Regions from separate parts of the Homo sapiens genome. Here region 1 is linked to region 2. A link is an interaction called in ENCODE POLR2A ChIA-PET data of the cell type or tissue named here. Cell type or tissue: PC-3. All regions are shown on one strand. Links, peaks and the distances in the headings refer to the core of each region. The heading gives the core; the rest is flanking DNA.

Evidence for each region. Peaks named below come from ENCODE experiments on the same cell type or tissue, not always from the same donor. Only the 100,000 strongest peaks of a DNase experiment are listed, where the experiment ranks them.
Region 1: POLR2A ChIA-PET joins it to region 2 with 10 read pairs; 5 of 35 experiments call an interaction of 5 or more read pairs at or near these places.

The regions. Positions count from the first base shown.
Region 1 is chr17:66,424,158-66,439,323 of GRCh38, forward strand. All of the region lies in intron 2 of PRKCA (protein kinase C alpha), which reads left to right. Among named protein-coding and RNA genes, the nearest start is that of PRKCA-AS1, 15 kb to the left of the region's middle. RefSeq lists silencers at 9,577-9,774, 13,440-13,640. In PC-3, for the core only: no CTCF peak of the experiment used is centred there; a DNase peak (open chromatin) is centred at 7,914; H3K4me3 peaks cover 841 bases; H3K27ac peaks cover 1,305 bases.
Region 2 is chr17:66,265,266-66,280,431 of GRCh38, forward strand. It overlaps the pseudogene RNA5SP444. Among named protein-coding and RNA genes, the nearest start is that of PRKCA, 30 kb to the right of the region's middle. RefSeq lists a silencer at 11,266-11,560. In PC-3, for the core only: no CTCF peak of the experiment used is centred there; DNase peaks (open chromatin) are centred at 8,006 and 10,496; H3K4me3 peaks cover 1,504 bases; H3K27ac peaks cover 5,456 bases.

The sequences.
Region 1 (15,166 bases), core at 4,298-12,297, 160 kb after region 2:
TTTGAATATCTTTCTGGAGAAAAGCAACAGCAAGTATTCTGGATATTACGCATGATGATGGTTTTCTTTGATGCCTATCTAATATAAACTCCCATTCTCCTGGAACCTCACATATTTTAAAAAATATTACTTGAGGCTGGGCCCGGTGGCTCACGCCTGTAATCCCAGCACTTTGGGAGGCCGAGGCTGGTGGATCACTTGAGGCCAGGAGTTCAAGACCAGCCTGGGCAACATGTTGAAACTCTACTAAAAATAAAAAAATCAGCCAGGCATGATGGCGGCATCTGTAATCCCAGCTACTTGGGAGGCTGAGGCATGAGAATTGCTTGAACCCAGGAGGCAGAGATTGCACTGACCTGAGATGGCACCACTGCACTATAGCCGAGGCAGCAGAGCACGACCCTGTCTCAAACACACACACACACACACACACACACACACATCTTTGAAGTAAGTTACTGATAGGGATGGAAGTCTTCCAAATCTGGAAAAATCAATGTATGAAAGATCCATAAATATTCTGAATTTGTCTTAATGTGTCTATGCACAATGTAAGGAATGCATTGATAGGTTTCTGTGCTGTTCCCCCCACCCCCACCGCCTTTTTTTTGTGACAGAGTCTTGCTGTGACACCCAGGCTGGAATGCAGTGGCATGATCTGGGCTCATTGCAGCCTCAACCACCCGGGCTCAAGCGATTCTCCCGCCTCAGCCTCCCGAGTAGCTGGGACTACAGTCCTGCACCACCGTGCCTGGCTAATTTTTTTTTGTGTGTGTATTTTTTTAGTAGAGATGGGGTTTTACTGTGTTGCCCAGGCTGGTCTCGAACTCCTGGGCTCCAGCGATCCACCCTCCTTGGCCTCCCAATGTGTTGGGATTACAGGCATGATCCACCGTGCCCAGCCTGTATACTGTTGCTATATAGAAGAGTCTAGTAAAGTCTGGCTCATATTTGAACATTCAAGAAATAGTCGTTGGTCCTGTCGCTCCCAGAAGCTGCACAATTTTTGAGTAAACGTAGCCAAAGTTTTCAGAATCACTGAATGCTGCTAGTTCTTTTCTTTTCGTGATTAATTCAGACAGGCCGCATCCCTGCGAGACCCTTCTTCTCCCACCTCCACCAACATCCACAGACCTCTCCCTCCAAGGCTACAACCACCGAGCCCTCTGACAGATTTGATCGCACTGCTCAGGCTTACTGTCCTCACTTTGTTCTGTGTGTGGTTTGGTATTTTTCTGTCCTGCCCACCCAGGCCAGGCCTTCCCCACGGTGCTGTGATAGAGTATTGTTATTTGTTGCTTATTGTCTGGAGAAAATCTCTCAATTCCATATCAAACTGTTGTTTGAGGCCTTTTGTTTTCATTGTCAAATGTGTCGGGTGGCAGTCTCATGAAAAAAATCACATTTGAAGGTATATTCATAATACCTGGTAGGAAGAGAAAAATAATGGTGTTCCTGTGACCTGTTTACCTGATTCTGAAACTAAACAGTGTTGCATGGAAAGCGATTTTAGCGATCTTAGAAAAGAATGTGTTGTGTCTTTTTTTTGGAAACCCAGCGATTCAGTTAGCATATTATTTGTTTGCGTGTATCTTACCCTTTCAAGAACTCTAAGGTATGTGCGACATGGTAACCCCAATGCAAACGGCATTAAATTGTGGAAGCAGGAATGGTGTTAAAAGGATTCTTAGAGGTGGTGCCGGTTAGGAGGAGGAAGGAAGCCGTTGCATGCCAGGTATGGTGTCACCACACATATTTCGTCCTGGTAGTGATCCTGTGAATTACCCTCCGTGACCATGCTTTGTGGTTGAGCACAGTGAGTCCCTGTCTGGGCAAGGGATGATGTAGCAGCAAATGGCCGAGCTGGCTAGGAGTCACACCCAGGCCTCCTTTGTCTACGTTGGATTACTTTTTCTGTGTCTACCAGCATTAGAAAATGAGAAAAGTGTCATTATTTGCAGGAACATAGGGCATTTCAGGTTAGGAAGGAAGCAAGAGTGAAAGTCTAGGATAGAGGTGAACATGAACCAGGATATTCGGGGAACGATGATCAGACAGTCCAGCTGGAGTGGGGAGTGCTGGTGTAGGGTGGGGAAGGAAAGGTTGGCAAGAAGTCACGCCCTTCTGCCCGACTGAGGAATTGGTTTTCATCATCTATAGGAACTTTTGTAAGTTTTTGAGGAGAAACACTAGTGAGTGACAACTTGGGAGTGGTGTTTGACCATAAAGGTTAGGCAGCCTGTGTTGTGCAAAGTGATTATACAGGAGCAAGATTTCAGGTTGTGTCAATGGTCCAGGGAGGCGGAGTAAACAGACAGGAAGACAGGAAGGAGTAAGTGAAACGTTAAAAGATTTGGGTGGTTGCAGAGGGGAGGTGGTTTGAGGAGGAAGATTATTGTAGCACCATCTGCTGGCACCAGTACTATCTACACCAGAGCCATTCCTCTTCCTGTGCTGCAAGAACCCCCGTTTTGTTCAACTGTCCAACCCTTGCCCTTGTAACTTGGGTAAATCCTGACTGCTTTGAGACAGTCGTGGGAATACCCTTCAAGGGTGGGCATGTGATTCCTGTTAGTGAGCAGGTAACTTCTGAGAAAGGTTTCTTTACCCTAAAAAGGGACACAAAGAAGAGGTTGTTTCAGCTGCTGCTGGATGTTGCCATGCGTGCATGTATCTCCTGGAGCAGTGGCAGCCATCCTGTGACCATGAGGAAAGCTGGCAGAAGGAAACAGGAACTTCGTAGGTGGTTGAGTGGCTAAATTAATTAACCCTGGGGTTTTCCTGCCTCAGACCTTTTTGTAAGATTATTAACCTTTATTGTTTAAGGCAGGGGTTGGCAAACTATGGTCCATGAGACACCAGCCACTTAAAAAAAAATTTTTTTTTTAATTTTTAAGAGACGAGGTCTTGCTCTGTCTTCCAGGAGCATAGTGGTGCAGTCTTGGCTCACTGCAACCTCCACCTCCCGGGCTCAAGTGATCCTCCCACCTCAGCCTCCTAAGTAGCTGGGACTACAGGTGTGTGCCACCATGTCTGGCTAATTTTTGTATTTCTCGTAGAGACGAGGTTTTGCCATGTTACCCAGGCTGGTTTTGAACTCCTAAGCTCAGGCAATCCACCCGCCTTGGCCTCCCAAAGTGCTGGGATCATAGGCATGCACCACCATGCCTGGCCTCACTTGTTTTTTGTAAATAAAGTTTTATTGGCATGCAGCAATGTCATATTGTCTGTGGCTGCTTTTGCATTGCAGTGGTGGAATTGAGTAGTTATGAAAGAGAGACAGTATGGTTCACAAAGCCTTAAATATTTGCTATCTGGTCTTTTAGAGAAAAAGTTTGTTCACTTCTGGTCTAAGCCATTTTGAGTTAGGTTTTCTGTTTATTTGTAGCCAAAGCCTGTTTAAGATGCTGGCCTTGTTTTGTACCTCTTAACTGGAGATTGTCCTGTAGGCAAGGGCTTTCTAGAGCTGTTGTGCTGTCAGGACTGAAGATGTGCATTTGGGATTCACTTTCATATCACAGAAAGCAGTTAAGAAAGAGTTTCTAAGTATGGGGGGATTTATAACATCAAGTGCAGATTTGTTGCAATTTCAATGTGGTGGTGAAAAGCCAAGATGGCAGGTGCTTAAAAAGGGAATGAGTGGGAAGATCAATTTATTGGCATAAATTAAAAGAAATGTTTCAGATATTTCACCTGAGAACCTAGGATGCATCTTGATGGTCCTAGATTATGAAAGTTAATGTTTAATCTGACTTGCTCCAAACGAGGACAAAGTTAGGCAAAAATGCATCCCATGTAACTTGTTTTTGTGGCCTCTGTGATTCCTCCTCCTGACCTCTGCTGTGCTGGTACTGAGCAAAGACTTAAGGTATATATGAGACCCTCATGTATAATGGTTTGACTGATAGCCCCTTACTTGTATGATTTTTTTCTCATCGTAAATGGTGCTTTTACACAGTAATTGCCCGACTCACGTGATTCACTTCGATTCCACTCTCTGTGGCTGATGTTGCATGAAGGTTGTAGGCACTGCTGTGCCAGAGTCAACAGGGATAAAGAAACCTGATAGATTGATTTGATGGCAGGGATGTGTGATTAGAGAAGGTCGAATCCATAGGCCTTTGCAGGAAGCAGGGATTCCAGCACCGATATCGAGCTGTCTTCAAAATACTAATGAACAGGTGAGATGTCAAAGGAAGACAGCATGAACCAAAGATGATTTATTTGATCACTTCAGGGGGAATAAAACCAGTTGAAATCACATTAGAATTCAAGGGAAACTGCACAAGACATTTCAAGAAAGTTGAAAAAGATAGTCCAGAAAAGTTAAGCTGAAAAATTTTTCTTTCTTTTTTTTTTTTTTTGAGATAGAATCTCGCTCTGTCACCCAGGCTAGAGTGCAGTGGCACAATCTTGGCTCACTGCAACCTTCACCTCCTGGGTTTAAGCAATTCTCCTGCTTCAGCCTCCCGAGAAGCTGGGACTACAGTCATGTATCACCATGCCCAGCTAATTTTTATATTTTTGGTAGAGATGGGTTTTCACTATGTTGCTCAGGCTGGTCTCGAACTCCTGACCTCAAGTGATCCGCCCACTCTGGCCTCCCAAATTGCCGGGATTATAGGTGTGAGCCACCGCGCCCAGCCTGAAAATCTTGAAGGAGAAGGCTGCTACTCCTTGCCTGCTGCAGATACTTAATTTTGATGAAATAGAGAGTAAAGGATCATTGAAGGAGTCACTGTAAATTTAAACTCGTACTTAAGCATATACTACCTGAAGACGTTTAAGAGCCATTAATGTACATGAAAGTATTAGGTAAAGTTTGAGATAAATTGTCTTATTTTTAAATGTAGTTGGAAGATCTTTGGGGGTGATAAAGAACACCTTTTTTGTCAGCAGGAGATTTCTTTTTGTGGTAGTTTTTCACGCTCTTCCGCCAGATCCAAACTTCTTGAGAGTGTGGACTGTGTCTGGTTTTGTTCAGCTAAAATCTGACATAGTGCTTGGTATCTAGTAGATGCTTCATAAATATGTGTTAAATAAATGTGCTTTACTCCTAATTTTATAAGACTTGTGTTAAGGCTGCTTCAGTAGTCAAGCTCCGCATAGTAGAAACATCTTCCAAAATGAAGATTGACAACTTAGCTTTAATATCGTTGGGTTTCATGAACGTAATACATGTGTCTGAATGCATACATGGGGTTTTACTTTCTTTTCATGATGGGTTTTGATATATTTAACGTTTGAAATTGATTTTTAGAAACAGAACCTCAGTCTGTACCATTACAGCTCTGGGAAGTGAGAGTTTTCTACTTCACTGTGGTTTGATTTGTGATTATCATTTAATAACCAGTTAGTAGTGAGGGGTTGCATGTACATTGCATGGAATATTAGGGCTGGGAAGAGATTTAGTGATAGTTGCATCTAGTCCATTTTTTTTTCCAAATGAGGAAACTGAGGTAACTTCCTCACCTAAGGTCCAACTGCTGATTCTTTTCATAGAGGGAAGCTACCGCCTATCTGGTTCCTTCTCTCCTCACTGCCCTATCCTCCCTGCCCCCAATCCTGCCTGTACCTCCCTGCAAAATTTAGGCAAAGGTAGAGTCCATCTTCATGAGAGTATACATTGGGTAAGAGAATTAATGTGACGGATAGGAAGAAGTTACTATAGGAATGCTGGGAGTGGTGGTTTATGTAGTTCTCTGATTGCTTTAAGACCTTTTACTGAAGTGAAACCTTTATTCTTAGCAGATTTGGGTTCATGGATGTAAGCATCTGCTTAGGCTTGTGACCAGCATCTCTGTGGTCTGTGTGATAGAATACTGCTTTTCTCTGCACCCTTCAAGGACTCCTGAGCTACACACTCTTTATATGATAGAGAAAATTATAGATGTACTTATCTGTTGGGTGGTTCTGGATGAAAGTTCCGTTTTCTTTGTCTGCACAGCCCCTGATGAGCTCTTCCCTGCTCTGCTGGGAACTGGCCCTCATCCTCCTTTTCCATCAAGGTTCCTCTTCAGGCTTTGAGCGGATCCATGCGGAGAGAGAACAGTCTCCCGCCTTTCCCCATTTCAAGTCCCTGGAGCCTCTAGGCTCTGGGGGGCAACACCGAATACAGGGGGCAGAGTGTGGTGCCCATCCGGCATCATCAGCTTTTGCAGCCTCAGCCCCCAGCTGACTACAGGGACACCTCTGCCATGCCTCCTTTCCCAGGGCCATGGCTCCGGAAGAGCCAGTATCTGGAGTCATGGCCCTGGGACCAGAGGCATGACAGAGGTCTCCCTGTAGTCAAAACCTGTGCTTGGGTTCGTGGTAAGCCATCTGAGGCATCTGCTGTGTTCCTCCCCTATTCTTAAGGGGTGGTCTCTCTCTCTCAGGGTTGAAGCCTAAATCTGGGGCATGGGTCTGATGCAGGTCCTTAGGGGGCCAGCCCTGTGGTGCACTGAGCCACAAAGAGGTTCCAGATTGAAACCCTTACAGATCTTCCTCCATTAGTGCTTGATTTTCATTCATGGTGCAGAGAACTTGCAGGACAAGGTTCATTTGCCCTTCTCTACCATTCCTCCTTTGCCTTTGTCCACATAGATGAGGAGCAAGGTGGCCTTCAGGAGACTTTCTGGGGCACTAGGAAATGGCCAAGTGATAGGATGCAGAGTTGAAGACGGCTGTTTTAGGCCAGGGCTCCCAGCACTGTAGCTTGATTACTGCTGATTACTTCAGTTCCTCCAACCAATCCTTTACCTTCCATGCAGAGAGGAAAAGTCCCACTTACTGACTGGCAGAGGGCTTTCCAAGGAAATCACAGGCCCCAAGGAAAAGTGGAGTGTTAATTTGCTTCATGGGGTGAAACTGCTTTCTGAAAGCATGGTTTGGGCCTCCAGTTTGTAATAAAATCACAGCCAGCCCTTATTGTTCACACTGGAAAATTTATTCTTGTTTGTGTACCACTAATGACTAGCTTTCAGAATGCTTACTTTCTTCTCATAATTGTCCACTAATTTACTGTCCTTCTGATGGGAAGAATAACAATGTATTTGAAGTTCCTTGGGCTACTGGGTTTATTGTTTTTGATACTTTTAGATATTTCAAACATGGACCTTTTACGTGCTTTATGTTGCGCAATATTCATATTTATTAGGGCTATTTAATAGCGATGCAAATGAGTTCAGTGCAGCTGTGCCGGACAATAGTCATGGAAATGAATTCATCTTGTTGCTTTTTTCTTTTCTTGGGTCATTCTGATCTTTTCATACTTTTCTTAATGGAACAAGCACGTTTCTTCAGGAAAGGTGGCCTCATGTTTTCATTTGTCTGCAGGACAAATAATTTGAGTTTCATTTCTTCCTGTGGCTCATGATCCAAATTGGTCAGAATAAAGTTGGTTGCATCAGAAATATTGCAGAAGTTTAGTCTCTGCTCTCCAGAGGTTGGCTGAGAAAGCTTCACTCTGGGTAGCTGTCGCTTCCCCTCTGCGCTCCAGCAAAGTCCATGCTCATCAGTGACACACATGCCCTTCCCCTCCATTGTATTACTCTTAAATTCCTTCTGAAACTAAGAATTTAGCACTAAATGGAATTGATTCCTGAGTTGGACACATTAGTAGTTCAACCCTGGTTGCCAGCTCTGTCCCTCTTCCGCACATCATTTGCAGCTTTTAATCTTCACTGAAAGCCAATAATTAAGTATAGCAGAATTATGTCTGAAGCAAGGCCAAATTGGCACTGGGTAAACCTGAGGACCCGTCCCATGGAAAACCAGTAATAATTTCCCCCCGCATCCTAATTCTTTTTTCATTTCAAATCAGCATTTCCAAAGCACTTTCAAGACCGTTCCCTTTTTTTATCCTTAGGCTGAAACATGCCCTGAAAGGAAGGGGAGAATGTTTTAGTGACTCATATTCAAGAAAGAGAACATTGCCAAAAATTTGCAACAACAAGGTAAATTTATTACTCATGCAAGTAAGAAGCAGAGCTCTCTTCAGTGGCAGCTTTCCTCAGCAAAGCTGGGAGCCGATCTTGTTTAGGATCTTGGGAAGCGTGAAGTTCGAGGCTGGTCAGGCTTTGAGAGGTGGGAGTGAGAGGTCATTAGCAGGGTCCTTGGATGAGTGCCTTGTTGATCAGCTGTTGACAAAAGCATGGGGATGTCAGAAGCCCGTGTACTGGTTCTGAGCTGTCATTGATTCTTAAACTGGTAGTTTCTTGTTACCATGACTACAGATCATTCCCCCACCTTTACTTCCCCCAAGCACACTCTTCCTCCACATACGCTTTTTGATGTTTTCTCAGACAAAGCTTCAGGAGAGACCCTCAGGGAGAATCTTCCCTGTGGTGATTAATCTTCCTCCCTGATAATATTTTATTTTCAGGGGGTCTGATTTTCATTTGCATTAAATATGTGAGAAAACTACGGCTTAGGGAGGTCATGGGGCTTTTCTAAGTTCCTGTATTTGGCCAGTTGGAGAACCTAGGCCTTGTCACTTCTTGAGATCTTAAGAGTCTTGATGCCAGGGACTGGGCCTTATTCTTGTGAGTTTCTTTGGTATTTTGCATGTAGTAGGTCTGTAGTTGCTGTTTGTTGATTGAATAAGTGATACCACCAGTGCACTGAGCAGGTCAGATTTTGTTTCTAAGTCAGCACAGGACCCATCAGTACTGATAAAGCCCCAAAACCCCCACCTTTGCAGTCAGCCTATTGTGTATTTGGTTGGAGCAAAAGTAATTGTGGTTTTTGCTATTTTTTTAATGGGAAAAACTGCAATTACTTTTGTACCAACCTAAGACCTTTCAGTAAGTGAGAGGGCAGCTTGTGAAGCCAGGCTCTTTGTGAGGTGTGAGCTACTGAAGGTTAAGTGTCCAAAACTAGACTCTGATGTGTGCAGTTAGCCGGGGGGAAGGAGGTAGTTCAGAAAACCAGAAGGTGGCAGCTAGAATTAATAATCCCTGCCTCCTAGTTTGGATATACCCTCACTGCCTTTTTTTAAAAGCAAGAACTCTAGAGATTAAGTGTTCCAATAGCTGGGATGCTTTTGGAAGGCCGTGTATACCTCAGTGTATGTGTTCCCAGTAGTGTGTGCCCTGGAGGAAACCCCAGGGCCCAGAGCTTCCCTGCAGCCCCGGCCCCAGCTCTGGCCCCGGCCCTGGCCCTGGTCCTGGCCCTGGAGGCATCTTCTAATGAAATTACCTCCACTGAAGTTTCCTATAAACATAGTCAAGAGCAGCCTCTCTCCCTGCTGAGCTATTGCAGATCCCTCCCACTTCCTCTTCTGCTCTCCTTTCTCTGAAACACCAAGTGAGGATGCGTGTTTGCTTGTTTATGGATGGAGTAGCTAAAGGAGCAGGGATGGAGCTTGAGTTCCTCCAGCTCAGAAGTTGATCTGAGGAGTTTTTTTCATTTTTGTTTTTTATGGAGACAGAGTCTTGCTCTGTCACCCAGGCTGGAGTGCAGTGGTGTTCTCTCAGCTCACTGCAACCTCTGCCTCCCGGGTTCAAGCAATTCTCAGGCCACAGCCTCCCGAGTAGCTGGGACTACAGGCACCCGTCACCACGCCCTGCCCATTTTTTATATTTTAGTAGAGACTGGGTTTCACCATGTTGCCCACGCTGGTCTCGAACTCCTGAGCTCAAATCATCCACCCATCTTGGCCTCCCAAAGTGTTGGGATTATAGGTGTGAGCCACTGCACCCAGTCCACCTGAGGAGTTTCTGAAACATCTCACTCAAACCTCCAGCAGTGAGGCCTGGGCACCTGGTTGTTAACTGAGTTTCCCTGAGGACCCTCAGTCTTCCTCATTAGTAGGCCTTGCCCTGGTCAGGCTTCCTCAGTTTGTGGATGGAGCAGGTAGGGCGCACGGAGGTGAATCTCCTGAGCCAGGAGCAGCAGAGCCAGGATGGACCCTGACTTCTAGCTTCCCTCAGCCTGAGCTCTTTCTCTCCTGCCACACTCTTCTTGGGCCTCTTGCTGTCACCCTGGGCTTGTCAGGTGCCAGCAGGAACTCTTGGGCAAATGGGTCCTATTTCTGCTTGAGTCTTGAGGTTTGGAGCAGCTTAACTGGGAGAGAAGGCAGCATCCTTTAATGGGGGCTGGCAGTTTAATGCCATCAAGGGGTAGGATGGGAGTGTGAATGGAAGACAGCCCGTCTTCATTAGACTTTACAATGTGGCTTATCAAGTGCAGTGTTTGAAGACCTTGTGAAGACATCATGAGCCTCACAGTGCTAAGAGGGACCTGAATGAAAGGAAAACAATGGCTTTCAATGATGATTTGGGAAACATGGATGATGCACTGATCTGAGCTTATAGATCCTGTCCTTGGGTGAACAGGGAGAGGTCAGAAACAGGAGGATGCTTAATTCATTCCAGCCACCGCTGCTGGAGTTGTTTTAGCAAAGCTCCCCATTTCTGTAGTTGGTGCTGGCATTTTGACGATTTCCCCCTTTGCTATGGTGATCTGGAAGCACAGAGCCAGATGTGTAGCTGCTTCTTTGTTCCTAGGCACACGCCTTTTTTCCCCGAATGTGGCCTTGGAGTCAGATTGCCCAGGTTCAAACTTTGGTTCCTCGGCTTGTTAGCTGCATGGCCTAGACAGCTTGCTTAACTTCTCTTGCCTGGGTTAGAATGATAGCACCCCAGCAGTCCTAATAACAATTCCTGGGCTACAGTATTTACTACCTACCTTGTGGGGTTATTATGAGGAACAAGTACAATCATAACATCAAGGGCTGAGAGCCTTCCTAGAACACAGTAACTATCCCATTAATGTTCACAGAACTATCACCACTCATGAAATCCTAGCTTGAATATTTACATTAGTCTTGTTTCTCAAACTTGACTCTTTGGTTTGATCGACATTTTCCCTAATGCTGATTTTCACCTTTATTTCTACTTTGCTGTTTGTATTCTTGGGAGTAACCTTTGATGTATGAATGAAATAAATAAATTCAAATGCCAGGCTTTTACCATGGGGTCTAATGTGCTTGAAATCAGAATGCAATAGACGCTTTTGCTAAGCTTGAGGGCAAAGAGGGGCTAGTGCTGCATCCAGGGGTTTCAGCCTGGGGACTGCGTCCTGGCCCTCTCTGTCCAATGCCTTCCTGATTCTCCCCCACTTAAGTTGCTATCACAGTACCTTGCTAGACCAACTAACTAGCACAGTTTGAGACTTTTCTTTCCTTGCTCTGACTTCTTTGTAAGTGCAGCTTATGTTGTCAGAAAGCTCAAAATGTTGTGACAATAAGGCTGCAGTCCCGTGCAGCCGGCGTTTTGTCGTGTGGGTGTGATGGTGCTTGTGTGCTGTGTTCTTATTGGCAATCGCGAGACGCACTCACGGAATCACAGATGCCGCCTACAAAAGGTATCTATAAGGTATCTATGTTCCATAAAAGCAGGTAGCCTGTTTACTTAGCCCTGGACTAGGCCTCTGGGAGGGAGGAGGGAGAGGTGGGTGTGTGCAAATTTGGTGGGGAGAAAAAGTGTTATATAAAATTGGGAAGATATAAAGCACTGACAAAAAGAAATGTGAAAAGATGTGTTTAAAACAATGCGCATGAAGTGCGAAGTCTATGGGGCGGTTCTGATGAGCAAGCATGGAGGACTTTTTGGGGGAGGGGGGTGGTCTTAAGCTGTGTCTTAAAGCCAAAAAATGTGAAGAGAGGTTTCCAGATAGAGAGGATGCCATGAGTTAAGTGGATGCAGGCATAGCGCTAAGAATAAAGGAGATTGCGTGTTTGACATGACCATCGTGAAGGACCCATGCTCTGTTGAACCTAGTAGTGAGGTTAGGATTGGAGAGGCCAAGTTACAGGATAAGGAAAGTAGCTTTGTCATCATGGGCAAGAGGAAACCACTGCAGCTTCTGAGTGGATCCATGGTGCAAATGGGTGGAAACTGGTGATGGCTGGCAGGGGAAAAGGGGGGTCCCATTTTCAGGCATTATGGAGAAAAGTTACCAGGATTTGTTCAATAATTGGATGGTAAAGAAAAAGAGTGAAGAAAAATAATTCCAAGTCTTCAGTGCTTGAGAATCAAGAGGTTGGATGGCATTGATGTTGAATGAAAATCTTGTGAAAGCTGGAGATGAATGACTTAGCAGGGGGAAGTCTTAGCACTCTTCAAGAGAGGAGAGGCAGTATGTCCCTGAAGTTTGGATTCTGGACTCTGCAATCATCTGGGTCAAACCCCGGTTCTACCAGTCATTAGCTTTTGCAACCTTGACCAAATGAACCTCTGTCTGTTTTCCCCATTTATGAGGGTGAAAATAGCACCTACCTCAGAAGGTGGTGGCGAGGATTAAGTGAGAGAACACACGTGAAATGGTTAGAACAGTGCCTGGCGTGTGGTAAGTACCCACTGAATGCCAGTGCTTTTATTACGGTGAATATTCATTGTATTGAAAGTCAGACATAGGTGTGGAACCAGTTATGGGAGTGAGGATAAGTCTAGATTTGGGAATCAGTCGCAGAGAGGTGGACGATGAAAGTCTGAGAAGAAAGGATCTTGCTAATGGAGTGAACTCAGAGCTTGATAAAGGGAGGATGAGTGGAAATGGAGCTCAACGCTGTGCCTTGGGAAATACCTCTGTGGATTGGTGGGAGCACAGTGAGAAATTCAAGAAAGACACAGACAATGGAATAACCAGAGAATTAGGAGGCAAATCGAGAGACTGTGTTGTCATGGGAACCGAGGAAGGAGAATTTTTTTTAAAGATGTCGTATAAGTCAGATACAATGAGAATTAAGTGAAAATTGAGGCTAACATAATGTACCACTGATTAGGCTTGAATATTATTAAACATGCTAGAGCCGTTCAGCTGTGGGATGATTGAGAAGCCAGAGTTTATGGGATATGGGAACCGTGATGGGAGATTATAGGAAAAAGATGGAGTGGTGCTTAGAAGAGGCAGCAGAGCAAACGAAGCCAGGAGTTAAGAATTTAAAAGCTATACAAAGAGAACTAATAGAGGGCAAGAAATTAGAAATACAAATGCAGGCAGGAATGCATGTGGGAGACCAGGTAGGGAGTTGGCAGCATGGGGAACACAGAGGAGAAAGGCCCTGCTGAGCAGGTGGAGAGGACCTTTTTTGGCAAACAATGGTGGGCAGATGTGTGCAGTGGTGGAGAAATCTGGATCCAGGGGAAGGCACAGGCTGAGAACAGGTTTTCTCCATCATAATAAATATCTGCCTGTGACTGGTATAAATGTCGATGCTTCTCAAACCTTAAGAAACTTCCAGCATTTTGTTTTGTTTTTCAAATGATAAGTTTCTTATTCATACTGCTTCTAAGCATTGGGAAAGAAGTAACTCAGGGAGTTTTAAAAAGCTTTTATTTTAAAGAGGTCTTGTCTCCCAGGAAACATAACTTTTGGAAACAGTTTACAAAGAATTTGCTTTTTCTCACTGACAGATAGGGTGTCTTTTGGTGGGAGCAGAGCCCCAGAGCCAGAGGACCTGCCTGCTTGCTTGGCAGTCCCCCGAGCAGACACAATTTAGGAACAGGAAACCCTAGAGAAACCTGAGTCAGGATGCTGTGGGTCCCAGAAGCAACTGGGTAGTTGTTTCAAGTTTCCTTTTTTTTTTTGAGCGGGGGGTGGGTGGGGCGGGGGCGGCTTCAAACTGGAGATTAGCAAAAATGAGTTGGATATTTCCTTAGACAGTTCAAACCCTCATAGGTGAACTCATCTCCGTCTCTGTTTCTGCTTAGTTTTCTGCACATCCTTTCTAAGAACTCACTTATGTCTATAAATACCTTTTAACAGGTTCTCTTCATATTTGGATACCAGGAGTAAATAAGTGATTTTGCAAGTATACTCAAGGATTCTGGACTAGGTGCTACTGTGCCCTTTATACAGTCTGGTGGGGTTTGGGGGGTGGGTGTGTGTGGAAAAGAGAAACTCCCAAACCCTCAAAGAGGATGGGGAACAATGTCCTGAAAGAACAGGGCTCAGGCAGCAGAAGAGCTGAGGGGTCTCTGTTCTGAACGGGTCCCCCTTCTCCCTGCCCTTCATCTTGTGTGACTGCGGTTGAGAAAGACCTGCAGGATTAAAGGATCTGGTGACCTTGGGACCCCGCACTTGCTTGGCAGTGACAGTCCTGAGGAACTGTATTCTTTCAGTTCCTCTATCAGCAAAGCAGCTCAGTAGGTAAAGGGCGAATTCCGGCATTTCAGTGTCTCTTGCCATGGGTAGCTCTCATATTTCCAGTTGATGATGTCTGGACACGTGCCCTTGTGAAATGAGTTGAGTGGTGTGAGATTGGGAGCCCAAACCTGTGAACACCCAACTGGGCTTTTTCCTGGCCATAAAAAGCTCGAATAATGGAGAGCTTTAGGAAACAAGTTGTTTGAAAACTCTGTTGAGTTGGCTTTGAGCATTCGTGGAACATTATTTTTAAGAACCGGTTATTTCATTTAAAACAGAGTAAAAAGAGAAGATGATTGTATTAGTCTGTTCTCATATTGCTGCAAAGATACTACCTGAGACCAGGTACTTTATAAAGGAAAGAGGTTTAATTGATTCATGGTTCTGCATGGCTGGGGAGGCCTCAGGAAACTCACAATCATGGTGGAAGGGGAAGCAAACATGTCCTTCTTTACAGCGCAGCAGGAAGGAGAATGAACGAGTGCTCAGTGAAGGGGGAAGCCCCTTATAAAACCATCAGCTCTTGTGAGAAACTAACTCTCACGAGAACAGGATGGGGGATACTGCCCCCCATGATTCAATTATCTCTGCCTAGTCCCTCCTACGACATGTGGGGATTATGGGAACTACAATTCAAGATGAAATTTGGGTGGGGACACAGCCAAACCATATCAGTGATTGAGGGGAGAACAGGGAATGAAACATCCCCTCTCAACAGTGGTAGGAATAATGGCCTGTCATCATTATTGTCAGCAGTAACTGACATTTCTTGAAGACCTCAGTGCATAAGGCACTGTACTGAGCGCTTTATATTCTGTGTCTTGTTTAATTTCATTCAACCCTCCCAACAGCCTGTACTACATTAAATACTACTGTTACCCACTTTTCTTTTCTTTCTTTTTTTTATTGAGACAGAGTCTTGCTTTGTTGTCCAGGCTGGAGTGCAGTGGCACAATCTCAGCTCACTGCAACCTCCGCCTCCCAGGTTCAAGTGACTCTTCTGCCTCAGCCTCCCGAGTAGCTGGGACTACAG
Region 2 (15,166 bases), core at 4,794-12,793:
TGTATTTTCATGGAAACTTTGAGAGTAGAAAGTTAATACATGATGACTGATGGGAAATCCGGATTTATAATAGCTGGCATTATTAACACTGCCATAAAATCAAAATTAGCCATTAGTCAGAGAGGGCAGAATTCATGCTTTAAGACATCAGAATAAAAATAAGTTTGAAGATGAAACACCAGGCTTCAAAGACATTTCGGCTTTTAGTGGGCAGTGGAGCTATGGACCCAGACCTGCTCCAGGGACTCCTGGCTGATTCTCCTCTGGGGTTAGGAAGTTGGCAGTCTGAGAAGCTCTGCTCGAGACAATGGTTTCCATCCCCTGCTGTGTTTCAGAACTGCCTGAGACAATTATTAAACTAAAGACACCTGGTCCCGTCCCTGGAGCCTACAATTTAGTCAGGCATTAGTTCAGGATCTGGATGTATTTTTAGTTTGCTCCAAGCGAATCTGAGGCATTACCAGGTTTGAGGACCACTGCGCTAGGGACTTCTGGCTGCCCTGACTGCCCAAGAGTAGTTCAAGTAGCTGAGTGAGGAGTTTTGATGGGAGACCTGAGAGATGGTCCTAACATCCCAGAAGTTCCCCACATGGCTAAGAAAGAGAGGGCAGCCCTAACTTGGGAGCAAAAATCAGTTGAAGGTTTGTATTAATCAGGGTTCTCTACACAAACCTAACAGTAACATTCTGCTTATATATAGGATTTATTAGGTTGATGCAAAAATAATTGCCATTACTTTCATGGCAAAAACTGCAATAATTTTCATTTTTTTTTTTTTGAGATGGAGTCTCAGTCTATCACCCAGGCTGGAGGGCAATGGCACAACCTCAGCTCACTGCAACCTCCATCTCCTAGGTTCAAGTGATTCTCCTGCCTCAGCCTCCGGAGTAGCTGGGATTATAGGGATTACAGACAGCTAATGTTTTTTGTATTTTTAGTAGAGACAGGGTTTCACCATGTTGGCCAGGCTGGTCATGAACTCCTGACCTCAAGTGATCTGCCCACCTCAGCCTCCCAGAGTGCTGGGATTCCAGGTGTGAGCCACTGCACCTGGCCTGCAATTACTTTTGCACCAAGCTAATATTATGAGGAATTGGTTCATGCAATTATGGAGAAGTTCACGATCTGCCAACTGCAAGCTGGAGACCCAGCAAAGCCCATGGTATAATTCAGCCTGAGTGTGAAGGCCTGGAACCAGGAGAACTGGTGATGGAAAAGTCGCTCCGAGAGCAGGGGAAGAGGAGAGAAGAGGAGATTCTCTGGCTGACGCAGAGAGACAGGGGAAAAGGAGCATACTCCTCCTCCTTCTGCCTTTTGTTCTATTCAGGCCTTTGGTGGATTGGACAATGCCTACCTACATTGGGGAGAGCAATTTACTTTACTGAGTCCACAGATTCAAATGCTTATCTCCTCTGTAAACACCCTCATAGACCCATCCAGAAATAATGTTGAATCTGGGCCCTACTTGGCCAGTCATGTTGATACGTAAAATTAATAATCACAAAAATCAAAGACGGAAAGTAACCAGAAAGAGATGACAAGGAGACTGCAGCATAGCTTTAGACCTGGGTCAAGTTCAGATTAAACTTCTTTTAATCGAAAACATGTAATGGGGTCAAAAAACTACCTATCGGGTGCTCTGCTCACTATCTGGGTGATGAAATAATTTATACACCAAATACCAGCAACACACAATCTACCCATGTAAAAGACCTGCACATGTACCCCCTGAACCTAAAGTAATAGTTGAAAAAAGACAAAAGCAACACACACAGACACATATGCACACACACACACACAAACAAAAACAAACAAACAAACAAACAAACAAACAAACAAACAAAACAGGGCCGGGCACGGTGGCTCACGCTGTAATCCCGGCACTTTGGGAGGCCGAGGTGGGTGATCACTTGTTAGGAGTTCGAGACCAGCCTGGCCAACATGACGAAAGCTTGTCTCTACTAAAAAATACAAAAATTAGCCAGGAGTGGTGGCACATGCCTGTAGTCCCAGCTACTCGGGAGGCTGAGGCAGAAGAATCACTTGAGCCCAGGAGGCAGAGGTTGCAGTGAGCCAGGATAGTGCCACTGCACTCCAGCCTGGGCGACAGAGCAAGACTCTATCTCAAAACAAAAACAAAAACAAAAAACATGTAACATAGCTCCACTGTACAGCGTTTGCTTACAGAGGTTGCTTCTGCAATGAAGAGAATTAGGCATCTGACTTGAGGTATGATTACAGACTGCAGTGAAAGCTGGAAGTTGAAAAGTGGAAGAGTTATGTGCTGAGTATAAATTCTGGTGCACCAAAGGTTCTATTACTTTCTATCTCAAAATCAAATTTCAATTGCTCTGGGCTCCTACCCAATGACTAGCAGAAAGTTCAATCCTCATAGATTCCTGAGTCTGTCACTCACTCCTCCTCCACTTGGTCAGAAAGTCCCTGGGCTCCTGTGGCCTTAGAAAAGTGGCCCAGCTGTCTATGGCCATGTCACCCTGAACATTCTCCGTCTGTCTGATCTTGGAAGCTAGGCAGGGTCGGGCCTGGTTAGTACTTGGATGGGAGAAAAGTGGGGCAGGGGCTGAGCTAAGGCCTTCGTCCATGATCCCAGCATCTCTCAAGTTGATCCTTGGGTTCCAGGATGCTACGGATAAGCTCTGGTCCCTGCCAAGACATGGTCTCTGTATGTCAGGCTTTGCTGCTCTGGGGGTGACAATGATAGCCCCATAGAGGTTCTCTTCATTGACTGAAAGGACCTCATGCACAGGGTGTGCTCATACATGCTTGAGGGGCAGTCAATTCCCCTCTGGTCAGTTTCTGCCTCCCACACTCCTTCTAACTGCTCCCATTTGGTTATTTCCACAGAACTGCCCCACCTGCCCCTGCAATGAGTCTTCACACATACCATACTGGCCTCTCCTTCTCAGGGATGGGAGCGAGTGGAGAATGGCGAGTATAACTTAGGTTGGCAACTCTTTTTTTTTTTCTCCTTTTAATAAATCTCCCTGATCCTGCTGTGAAGCCCCAGGGTTGGTTTAGGTGGGAGGGTCGGAGGCTGAGATGGCTCCTTTCCTTTTTATTACCATCAGCATATTTGGGTAAAAGACAGAGCTGCCAACCAATGATGGCTATGGTAGCCTTGCAGTCAGAGAGAATGTGTTTATGAAGACGGCAGAAAGAGAGCAAGCGGACCCAACGCCACTCCCACCCCACTAAGAAGCCACTTCACAGCACATACTTTTCCTGAATCATCAGTTGGACCTAATTCCTTTTAGCTGTTAAGAAAAGCTGAATCTTGTCTAAAAACAGTCCCATCTATAATATTAAGTCTGGCCCTAGGGTTTGTGTTAATAAATGGCTATAGTGTAAAACAACCTGAAACTTCTGCTTTGCCAATTCTATTCTAGATGTGGATGAGTCAGGGTTCTGGGTTGCAAGAAACAGCGAGTAATTGGCAAACGTGAGCAGAAAAGGAATGCACTGGAAGGAAATCAGGGAGCTCATGTATTCTTCGAGAAGGCTGGAGAATCAGGCTTGGAAAAGGCAGAGCCAAGGGAGGTGTGGGAGCAGGAAGCCCAGCAAGGGGCTGCACAGACAGCATGACTCTCCCCCTTCTTTTTTAATAGCGTTTTTTTATTTGTGCAGTAAGCCATTGGCTTAAAAAATGTTTTAAGTGGGGAGCGCCTCTGCCCCGCCGCCCCATCTGGGATGTGAGGAGCGCCTCTGCCCGGCCGAGACCCCGTCTGGGAGGTGAGGAGCGTCTCTGCCCGGCCGCCCCGTCTGAGAAGTGAGGAGACCCTCTGCCTGGCAACCACCCCGTCTGAGAAGTGAGGAGCCCCTCCGCCCGGCAGCTGCCCCGTCTGAGAAGTGAGGAGCCTCTCCGCCCGGCAGCCACCCCATCTGGGAAGTGAGGAGCGTCTCCGCCCGGCAGCCACCCCGTCCGGGAGGGAGGTGGGGGGGGGTCGGCCCCCCGCCAGGCCAGCCGCCCCGTCCGGGAGGTGAGGGGCGCCTCTGCCCGGCCGCCCCTACTGGGAAGTGAGGGGCCCCTCTGCCCGGCCAGCCGCCCCGTCCGGGAGGGAGATGGGGGGGTCAGCCCCCCGCCCGGCCAGCCGCCCCGTCCGGGAGGTGAGGGGCGCCTCTGCCCGGCCGCCCCTACTGAGAAGTGAGGAGCCCCTCTGCCCGGCCACCACCCCGTCTGGGAGGTGTGCCCAACAGCTCATTGAGAACGGGTCAGGATGACAATGGCGGCTTTGTGGAATAGAAAGGCGGGAAAGGTGGGGAAAAGATTGAGAAATCGGATGGTTGCCGTGTCTGTGTAGAAGGAAGTAGACATGGGAGACTTTTCATTTTGTTCTGCACTAAGAAAAATTCCTCTGCCTTGGGATCCTGTTGATCTGTGACCTTACCCCCAACCCGGTGCTCTCTGAAACATGTGCTGTGTCCACTCAGGGTTAAATGGATTAAGGGCGGTGCAAGATGTGCTTTGTTAAACAGATGCTTGAAGGCAGCATGCTCCTTAAGAGTCATCACCACTCCCTAATCTCAAGTAATCAGGGACACAAACACTGCGGAAGGCCGCAGGGTCCTCTGCCTAGGAAAACCAGAGACCTTTGTTCACTTGTTTATCTGCTGACCTTCCCTCCACTATTGTCCCATGACCCTGCCAAATCCTCCTCTGTGAGAAACACCCAAGAATTATCAATAAAAAAATAAATTTAAAAAAAAAAAAAAAAAAAATGTTTTAAGCATTTTAAAGTTACAGTTTAGTAGCATTAAGTACATTCACATTGTTATGCAAATATCATCAACCTCTATCTCTGGATTTTTTTCATTTTCCTAAGCTGAAACTCTGTATCCATTAAATTCTAACTCCTAACTCCTCATTTGCCCCTTCTCCCGGCTGCTGGTAACCACCATTCTACTTTCTGTCTCTATGAATTTGACTATTCTAAGTACTGATGCAAGTACTTAGTATAAGTACTAAGTACTGATGTGATGTAAGTACTTAGTATGAGTACTAAGTACTGGTGTAAGTACTTAGTATAAGTATTAAGTACTGGTATAAGTACTTAGTATAAGCATTAAGTACTGGTGTAAGTACTTAGTATAAGTACTAAGTACTGGTGTAAGTACTTATGTAAGTACTTCACATAAGTGGAACCACACAACATTTGTCCTTTCATCACTGGCTTATTTCACTTAGCCTAATGTCTTTAAGGTTTATCCATGTCGTAGGTCAGAATTTCTTTCCTCTTTAAGGCAGAATAATGTTCAATTGTGTGTCTATACCATATTTTGTCTATCCATTCATCAATCTATAACTTGGGTTGCTTTCATCTTTTGGCTATCGGGAATAATGCTGCTATAAACATGGGTGTGCAAATATCTCTTCAAGTCCCTGCTTTCAACTTTTGGGGTGTATATAACCAGAAATGGGATTGCTGGATCATATTGCAATAATCTTCCTCTCATTCCTACATCTTTATGACCCTCTCTTAAGATGCAATGTTCAGGGAGGAGTACAGCCAACATTCATGGTGCCCTTGACCACACTTTCTCAGGCTGCCTCTCATTGTGGCCACAGCTAGGTGCAGGCATGCTGAGTCTTCCACCTAAAGCACCCACTGCTTCTCTGGCTGAACCCCAAGGAATTCACTCAGTTTTCAGTCTGCAGCCCAGAAGTGATGGGAGAGTTAACACACTCCAGAGTCTATCCTCACTCAGTGCCCCAGTCCCCCTCCTTTAAAACAAAAACAAAAACAAAACAAAAATCCTGCTTCATTATATCATATAATTCACTTATTTAAAATGTAAACTTCCATTTTTTTAGTATATTCACAGAAATGTACAACCATCACCACAGTCAATTAATTTTAGAACATTTTTATCATGCCCAAAACAAACCCTTTAAGCTATCACCCTCCTACTCCCCTAATCCTCTCATCCCTAGGCAGCCACTAATCTACTTCATTTCTCTATAAATTTCCCTGTTGTTAACATTTCAAACAAATGGAACCATAGAGTACATGGTCTTGTGTGTCTGGCTTCTTTTGCTTAGCATAATCTTGTCAAGATTCACCCATGTTCTAGCATGTATCAGAACTTCATGTGGCTCATGCCTGTAATCCCAGCACTTTGGGAGGCTGAAGTGGGCAGATCACTTGAGGTCAGGAGTTTGAGACCAGCCTGGCCAAGAGGATGAAGCCCCGTCTCTACCAAAAATACAAAAATTAACCAGGCATGGTGGTGCGTTCCTGTAATCCCAGCTACTTAGGAAGCTGAAGCAGGAGAAACACTTGAACCCTGGAACCCAGAGGTGAATATTGCAGTGAGCCAAGATCACACACTGCACTCCTACATGACAGAGCGAGACTCTGTCTCAAAAAAACAAAACAAAACAAAAAAACCTTCATTCCCTTTTATGGCTGAATAATATTCCACTGTATGGATATACCACATTTTATTTATCCCTTCATCAGTTGATGGACATATTTGGGTTGTTTCCACCTTTAGCTATTATGACTAGCATTACTATAAATATTCATATACAAGTTTTTGTGTGGACATATGTTTTCATTTCTCTTGGGTACATGACCAGGAGTGAAATTGCTCTAGGCTTCCGTTAAGAGTAACTGTGAGATTCATTCTATATTGTTCATCAGATGGTCCCCAACAGGATGGATGGAGCTCCAGTGTCCACACTGAGAAGCTCAGCAAGACAGCCTTCATTGTTGCCACCTCCTTTTACATCTCACTTTCCTCACTCCTACAGCCTTGCTCCCTAGGATGACTCCCAAAATAAACTCCCGACACCCATGCCCTTGCCTGTTGTTCTGCTTTCAGGCAATCCAAATGAAGATATGAAAGTTCGGCCAGGCACGGTGGCTCATGCCTGTAAACCCAGCACTTTGGGAGGCCAAGGGAGGCAGATCACTTGAAGTCAGGAGTTCGAGACCAGCCTGGCCAACATGGTGAAACCCCGTCTCTAATAAAAATACAAAAAAATTAACCAGGCATGGTGGTAGGCACCTATAATCCCAGCTACTCAGGAGGCTGAGGCAGGAGAATTGCTTGCACCCAGGAGGCGGAGGTTGCAGTGAGCCGAGTTTGTGCCACTGTACTCCAGCCTGGATGACGGAGTGAGAACCTGCCTCAAAAAAAAAAAAAAAAAAAAAAAAAACAAAAAGATATGAAAGTGCATAAGAGTTCAGGCCTGTTCGTGTTCCTGTTCTTCACGTGTCAGAGGCAAGAAGCATGAGGCCTCTTCACCTTCCATAAAGGGAGATGGCGCCCACTGCACAAGGTGTCTGATGTAAACTAAGAAAAACCAAATAACAACAGCAACCAAAAAAAGGTGAAAGTCACAAGGTGATCCCAACGGGTGGAGGAAGAGGACTAGCATGTTAGATGCATATGATGCTAACAGGGGCCCTGTATGCATTATTCTGTTTAATTCCCACAACAGCCCGGAGAGGTTGATAATTTGCCTGGGGTTATCCCAGAAGTGAAGGAGCCCAGATCAGCAGCCAGGTTCCTCCGATTCCAGTGGCTGTCCTCTGTCACCTCTCCCCACCCTCTGGTCAGTGCTCTTCACAGCAAACTGGTAATTTCCTAACTGCCTTTAAGTGAAAGTATCTTTTTGGCTCCACATTCTACTGCAAAGGAAGCCAGATGCTATTTTTCAGTCCTGTGAACTTTCCATTTCTGGCAGGTGGCTGGCTCTCCTTTTCCCTGGATAGAATGTAATTTCCATTTGCTTTCCAGCAATCTTATTGATTGAACATGCTTCCAAATTTTTTCATCTTTGACACGTTTCTTACAATGTAATTTTACAGGGCAGGAATCATCCTTGTTGAAGAGGAGAGTCCAAGACGGGGCGGCATTCTTGTGTAATGAGTTGCTTTAGCTTTTTCTTTTTTTCTTTTTCTTTTTTTTTTTTTTTTGGCTAAAACTAAGAATGTGTCAGTGGCAAACACTAAAAATCCACCCCCATTTACTTCTTGTGGCTGTTCCTGAGGGATGTCAGTGATAAAGTCACCCAACTTACAAACTTTACAGTGAGTCACTCATCCCATTAAAGGCCCTTGAGATGTACGATAACAGCAAAAAAAAACCCCACCTTTCCAGAAGGATATCATAACAATTAGAAAATCAGTCATGATGGCAGTGAACCTCAATGTTCTGATCCACAAAATAAGGCTTTGGTGAAGAATAAATGAAATTACATTTGTGAAAATTTTGCAGTGTGAGCTTTTATTACTCGTATCTTTACAAAGAACATAATAGATACTGCTACATTTTTGCAAAGCAAGCTGACATCTGGAGTATGAAACAATCATTAATAATTATCTGTGCTGGTCAGGCATGGTGGATCAAGGTTGTAATCCCAGCACCTTGGGAGGCCAAGGCAGGGGGATTGCTTGAGGCCAGGAGTTTGAGACCAGCCTGGCCAACATAGTGAGACTCCATTTATATAAAAAAATTAAAAATCAGCCAGGTGTTGTGCCACACACCTAAATTCCTAGCTACACTGGAGGTTAAGACAGGAGGGTTGCTTGAGCCCAGTAATTCAAGGCTATAGTGAGCTATGATTATGCCACTGCACTCTAGCCTGGGAGACAGAGATAGAGCCTGTCTCTCAAAACAAAACGAAAACAAAACAACAACAACAAAAAGCTGGGCACAGTGGCTCATGCCTGCAACCCCAGCACCTTGAGAGGCCAAGGCAGAAGGACTGCTTGAGTCCAGGAGTTCTAGACCAGCTGGACAATGTACCAAGACCCCCATCTCTTTAAAAAGTGTAGCTGGGCCTGGGTGGTACATAACTGTAGTCCCAGCTACTCAAGAGGCTGAGGTGGCAGGATCCCTTGTGCCCAGAAGTTGGAGGATGCAGTGAGCTGTGATAGCTACACACTCCAGCCTAGGTGACAGTGACAGAGCAAGATCCTGTGTCTAAACAAGAAAAAGAAACGGTATCTGTGCAAAAAAAAAAAAAGTATTCAAAAGTCTAAACCTTGTGTTAGAGACAGCCATTGCACAAACAAGAAGAAAGGGAATTCATTAGACCATGCATAAGTATCAGAAAGAGCCTGAATGTTTTTTTAAATCATTATTATTTACAATTTTTTTTTTTTTTTTTGAGACGGAGTCTTGCTCTGTCACCCAGGCTGGAGTGCAGTGACGCGATCTCGGCTCATTGCAAGCTCTGCCTCCCGGGTTCACGCCATTCTCCTGCCTCAGCCTCCCAAGCAGCTGGGACTACAGGTGCCCGTCACCGCGCCTGGCTAATTTTTTGTATTTTTAGTAGAGACGGGGTTTCACTGCATTAGCCAGGATGGTCTTGATCTCCTGACCTCGTGATCTGCCCGTCTCGGCCTCCCAAAGTGCTGGGATTACAGGCGTGAGCAACTGCGCCTGGCCTATTTACAAAAATTTTTTAGAGACAGAGTCTTGCTCCATCATCCGGCTGCAGCCTGGACTTCCTGGGCTCTGACAATCCTCCTACCTCAGCCTCCTGAGTAGTTAGTATTACAGGCATAGGCAACCATGCCCAGCTAATTATTTTTAAAGTGTTTTGTAGAGGCAGGGTCTCACTATGTTGCCCAGGCTGGCCTCAAATTCTAGACCTCACCTGGCATGGTGGCTCACGCCTGTAATCCCAACACTTTGGGAGGCCAAGGCAGGATTGCTTAAGCCTAGGAGTTCTCCAACTCCAGCATAGTGAGACCCCATCTCTACCAAAAATACAAAAATTAGCCTGACATGGTGGTGCATGCCTGTAATCCCAGCTACTGGGGAGGCTGAGGTGGGAGGCTTGCTCGAGCCTGGGAGGCAGAAGTTGCAGTGAGCCAAGATCGTACCACTGCACTCCAGCCTGGGTGACAGAGTGAGACTCTGTCTCAAAAATAAAATAAATAAAAACAGGCCAGGCATGGTGGCTCACACCTGTAATCCTAGAACTTTGGGAGGCTGAGGTGGGCGGATTGCCTGAGCTCAGGAGTTCGAGACCAGCCCGGGCAACGTGGTGAAACCCTGTCTCTACTAAAATACAAAAAAAAAAAAAAAAAATTAGCCAGGCATGTTGGCATGTGCCCGTAATCCCAGCTACTTGGGAGGCTGAGGCAGGAGAATTGTGTCAACCCAGGAAGTGGAGGTTGCAGTGAGCTGAGATTGTGCCACTGCACTCCAGTCTGGGCGGCGGAGCAAGACTCCATCTCCAAAAAATAATAATAATAATAGTAAATAAAATAAAAATAATAAAAATAAGAAATAAATATATCACCTCGTTAGTCCTTACAACAAAGCCAATAGCCTTTGTTCACATAAGTGGAATCCCACTCTCATTTCATAGCTAAGAAAACTGAGGCTCAGAAGAGAATAGGATTTACCCAAAGTCTCAGGAATTCATCTGAGCCCTATGGACCACCCCACAGCAGTGCAGATTATCTTTGCAAGGTATTACGTGCCTAAGACAGTCTTTCCAGTAGATGACTCAGTGAGCTGGCACCACTTGCAGACTAGCCAGTAGAGTGACCACAGTGTATCAGGAAGATGTGTCACTGAGAAAACAAAACCAGCAAGGATTGTGTGATGCCACAGTGACTCACTGTGCCCAAGGTCCCCCACTCTAACTAGGAGTATTCCCCAGTGGCCTTTATACAACTTGCTGATCTTTTCCTACTTGGCTCGTCTACTCGCCGCACAATCATTCCCATGCAGCCCCACCCCACCCCAGTCCCACCCGTCCTCCTGATGGGGCCTGCTTCTCATCCTCCGCTGAGGTGTCAGATTGACTTCCAGAGGCTTCTGCAGAGCACTTCTCACTCCAATCTCCTCCAATTCTCTAAGCACAAGCAGGAACCTGGGCATTTCCAGCTGCTCAAGCTAAGAGGTCCCCCTTCCAGCCTGGCTCGTGCTGGTGCTTAGGTGGGGCTCCTGTCCCTATCCCCTACAGCTCTGTTGTCTCTCGATATGTCACTCTTTGCACCAGAAAGAACAACCAAGGATCATTCTCAATGCTTCACACAGAAACCCTCTTCTCCCAAATGAATTTCCCGTTCCCTTTCTCAGGGACCCCCAAAGGTATAGCTGCAGCCTCCCAGAACACTTATTCTACAGGAGGCTGCTTAGACCACAGCTGTATTCGGGAAAAGGAAATTTCATTAGGATGTAATGATCTCAGGCCTCCAAAGCCCTGGCTGGCTGGAAAAAGGAGGCTACAGTCAGGATCCTGTCCAAGCCGCCAGAAGAAGTGGCTGATGGCTTTCTAGGCTGCCTCTCTCTGTGCATAATCCTGCTCATATCTCACTGGTCACAGCTGCAAAGGAGTTTAGGAGTGTAGTATCTTAGATGGGCACATATCCCTAGAAAAGCATTGCAAAGCAGAAGGGGAAAATGGAGTTGGGTAGACAACAAGTATTCTCAGAAGATAAGGGCATAGCTGGCAATCTGAACAGTGAGTGTTAAGGTTAGCCATTCCAATATCACACAGATAAGAAAAGGCCCTATGATTTGGCAACCAAGAGATTACTCATGGCCTTGGAAAAGACAAACCTAGCAGAACACTGGATTGGGAGTGGGGTTAAGCAATGAGTGGGGGTGAGGAAGTGGAGACATGGGACCCAGACTTTTCTACAGAGATGTTTCAGTAAAGAGAAATGAGGGCTGGGCGCAGTGGCTCATGCCTGTAATCCCAGAATTTTGGGAGGCCGAGACGGGCGGATCACAAGGCCAGGAGATCGAGACCATCCTGGCTAACATGGTGAAACCCCGTCTCTACTAAAAATACAAAAAATTAGCCAGGTGTGGTGGCGGGCGCTTGTAGTCCCAGCTACTCAGGAGGTTGAGGCAGGAGAATAGTGTGAACCCGGGAGGTGGAGCTTGCAGTGAGCTGACACAGTGCCACTGCACTCCAGCCTGGGCAACAGAGAAAGACTCCATCTCAAAAAAAAAAAAGAAAAAAAAAGAGAGAAATGAGAGACAGAGAAATAGACAGCTGTATTATAAAAATATACACATAATTCCTAACCTTTATTTTGACTGCTTCTTTTCCTCTCCCCAACTCAATCTTGGCAACAGTTACTAATAGCAAAATTGACTGACCTGAGTTCCAGCTTCTCTCTGTTCTTCTTCCCAGGGAAGGTGCTAATGAGGAATGAAATGGCCAAAGGCTGAACTGCGGGAGGGAGAAGTGAAGCTCTGGAACATGCAGCAGCTGAGCGTGGAGCACTGAGGATTTTCTCCATGACAAAAAGGAGTTTTATCATGGCCAGGTGTGGTGGCTTATGCCTGTAATCCCAGCACTTTGGAAGGCTGAGGTGGTAGGATTGCTTGAGGCCAGGAGTTCAAGATCAGCCTGAGCAACATAGCAAGACCCCGTCTCTAAAAAATTAATAAATAAATAAAAAGATTAGCCGGGCATGGTGGCCTGTGCCTGTAGTCTCAGCTACTTGGGAGGCTGAGGTGAGAAGATGGCTTGAGCCCTGGAGGTTGAAATGCAGTAAGCAGTGATAGCACCACTGCGCTCCAGCCTGGGTGACAGAGTGAGACCTTTTTTTTTTTTCTTTCAGTGAAAGTACAGAGATTTATTGCAAAGGCAGAATTACACACTTAAGAAAGGGAAGTGCAAGTGCAATGGGGTTTGGAGTCCCTACATTTATGGGTTTATTGAATTAAGGGGTGGAATATTCATGAAGATTCCTGGAAAAAGATGGAAATTTATCAGAACTGCGGTGCAAACCTAATGCTAAGAAAAGTTCTAATCATAGAAGAACAAAACCCCTTGAGAATTAAAATGAATGAAAATCCATTTGCCTCTTTCATTACCCCTACAATAATAGGACTGCCCATAGTTATTTTAATTATCTTATTCCCAAATATTCTATTCCCATCATGTAGTCGCCTGATCAATAACTGGCTGGTTTCTGTACAACAGTGACTAATATTAAAACAGATAATAATAATAATGTATAACATCAAAGAATGAATCTATCTCTTTTTTTTTTGAGACAGAAAATCGCTCTGCTGCCAGGCTGGAATGCAATGCCTCTATCTTGGCCCACTACAATCTCCACCTCTCTGGTTCAAGCGATTCCCCTGCCTCAGCCTCCGGAGTAGCTGGGACTACAGGCGTGTGCCACCACATCTGGCTAATTTTTTGTATTTTAGTAGAGAAGGAGTTTCACTATGTTAGCCAGGATGGTCTCAATCTCCTCACCTCGTGATCCACCTGCCTCAGCCTCCTAAAATGCTGGGATTACAGGTGTGAGCCCATGCACACGGCCACTCTCTTAATTCTTGTGGCAAAGCATTTCTGAACAAGTGAGGGCTATCCTTAAAGCCCTGAGGCAGTACTATCCAGGTGTACTGCTGGGTAAAATTAGTTTCAGGATTAGTCCACCCAAAAGCAAACAAAAATTGAGAGTCAGAGTGTAAAAGGATACAAAATAAAGCATTATTGAAATCTAATATCGTGAATCAATTGGTGTCTCTGGTATTTGGGTAAATATGGCATAAGGATTTGACACTATAGGGCTGGGCGCAGTGGCTCACGCCTCTAAACCCAGCACTTTGGGAGGCCGAGGCATGTGGATCGCTTGAGGTCAGGAGTTCGAGATCAGCCTGGCCAACATGATGAAACCTCGTCTCTACTAAAAATACAAAAATTATCCAAGCATGGTGGTGCGTGCCTGTAGTCCCAGCTACTCCAGAGGCTGAGGCAGGAGAATTGCTTGAACCTGGGAGGCAGAGGTTGCAGTGAGCTGAGATTGCGCCACTGCACTCCAGAGCAAGACTCCGTCTCAAAAAAATAAATAAGTAATTAAAAAGGATTTGACACTATAGAATGTAAGGTAATTACAACCTCATTAATAGCTCCTAAGTCTTGAACTAGATGATTATTCTGCATTTGGTTTTTGGACAGGGACGGAAGGAGTATTACAAAGAGACTGACTGACATGGAACCAGGAGGCCCTGTTTTAAAAACTTCTCAATTAAAGGTTGGCGTCCTCACCTGGCTTCCGGTTTGAGGGCATATTGGCTCTTGCATGGGAAATTGTTTTTGTCTTTAAAGCGATGATCACGGCTGGGCGCAGTGGCTCAAGTCTGTAATCCCAGCACTTTGGGAGGCTGAGGCGGGCACATCACAAGATCAGGAGATCGAGACGATCCTGGCTAACATGGTGAAACCCGTCTCTACTAAAAATACAAAAAAAATTAGCCGGGCGTGGTGGCGGGCGCCTGTAGTCCCAGCTACTTGGGAGTCTGAGGCAGGAGAATGGCTTGAACCCGGGAGGCGGAGCTTGCAGTGAGCCGAGATCGCACCACTGCACTCCAGCCTGGGCGACAGAGCGAGACTCCGATCTCAAAAAAAAAAAAAAAAAAAAAAAAAAAGAGATGATCACAGGCTGAGCATGTATTGCTTTGCAAGGGGTTTCTTGGTCCCATACTTATGGGTCTACTTGAGACTTTATTTTATGGAGGATCTCCTGTTTTTCTGAGGCTGGTTTAGAAAATACAAGCATTGCCAAGAAGGAGGGCCTGATAAATGTAAAGTGGCTGCAAAGCTGGCTAGGAAGTCCTGTCTCAATAAAAGAGTAGGACATTCCAGCATAACTAGAAACCAGAGTTACCATATAGTTTTCTAGCCTGTAGCTTAGGGGTAAAGTGTTTTGATTTGGGGGTGCCATTGACACCCATGACAGTGCAGCTTTTGGAGAATAAGGGCCCAGAGTGGCAGTTCAGGACAGAGTGGCCACTGAGTCAATTAAGAAATTAATATTTGCCGGGCACAGTGGCTCACACCTGTAATCCCAGCACTTTGGGAAGCTGAGGCGGATGAATTGCTTGAGCCCAGGAGTTCAAGACCAGCCTGGGCAGCATGGTGAAACTCTGTCTCTACAAAAAAAAAAAAAAAAAAAAAAATACAAAAAACTAGCTAGGCATGATCAGGGCTGCCCATAGTCCCAGTTACTCGGAAGGCTGAGGTGGGAGGATTACTTGAGCCCAGAAGGTCAAGGCTGCAGTGAGCCCTGATCACGCCACTGCTCTCCAGCTTGGGTGACAGAGTGAGAACTTGTCTCAAAAAGAAAAGAAAAAGAAATTAATATTCTTGGCTGGGCGCGGTGGCTCACGCCTGTAAAGAAAAAATTTAATTTTCTTTTTTTTT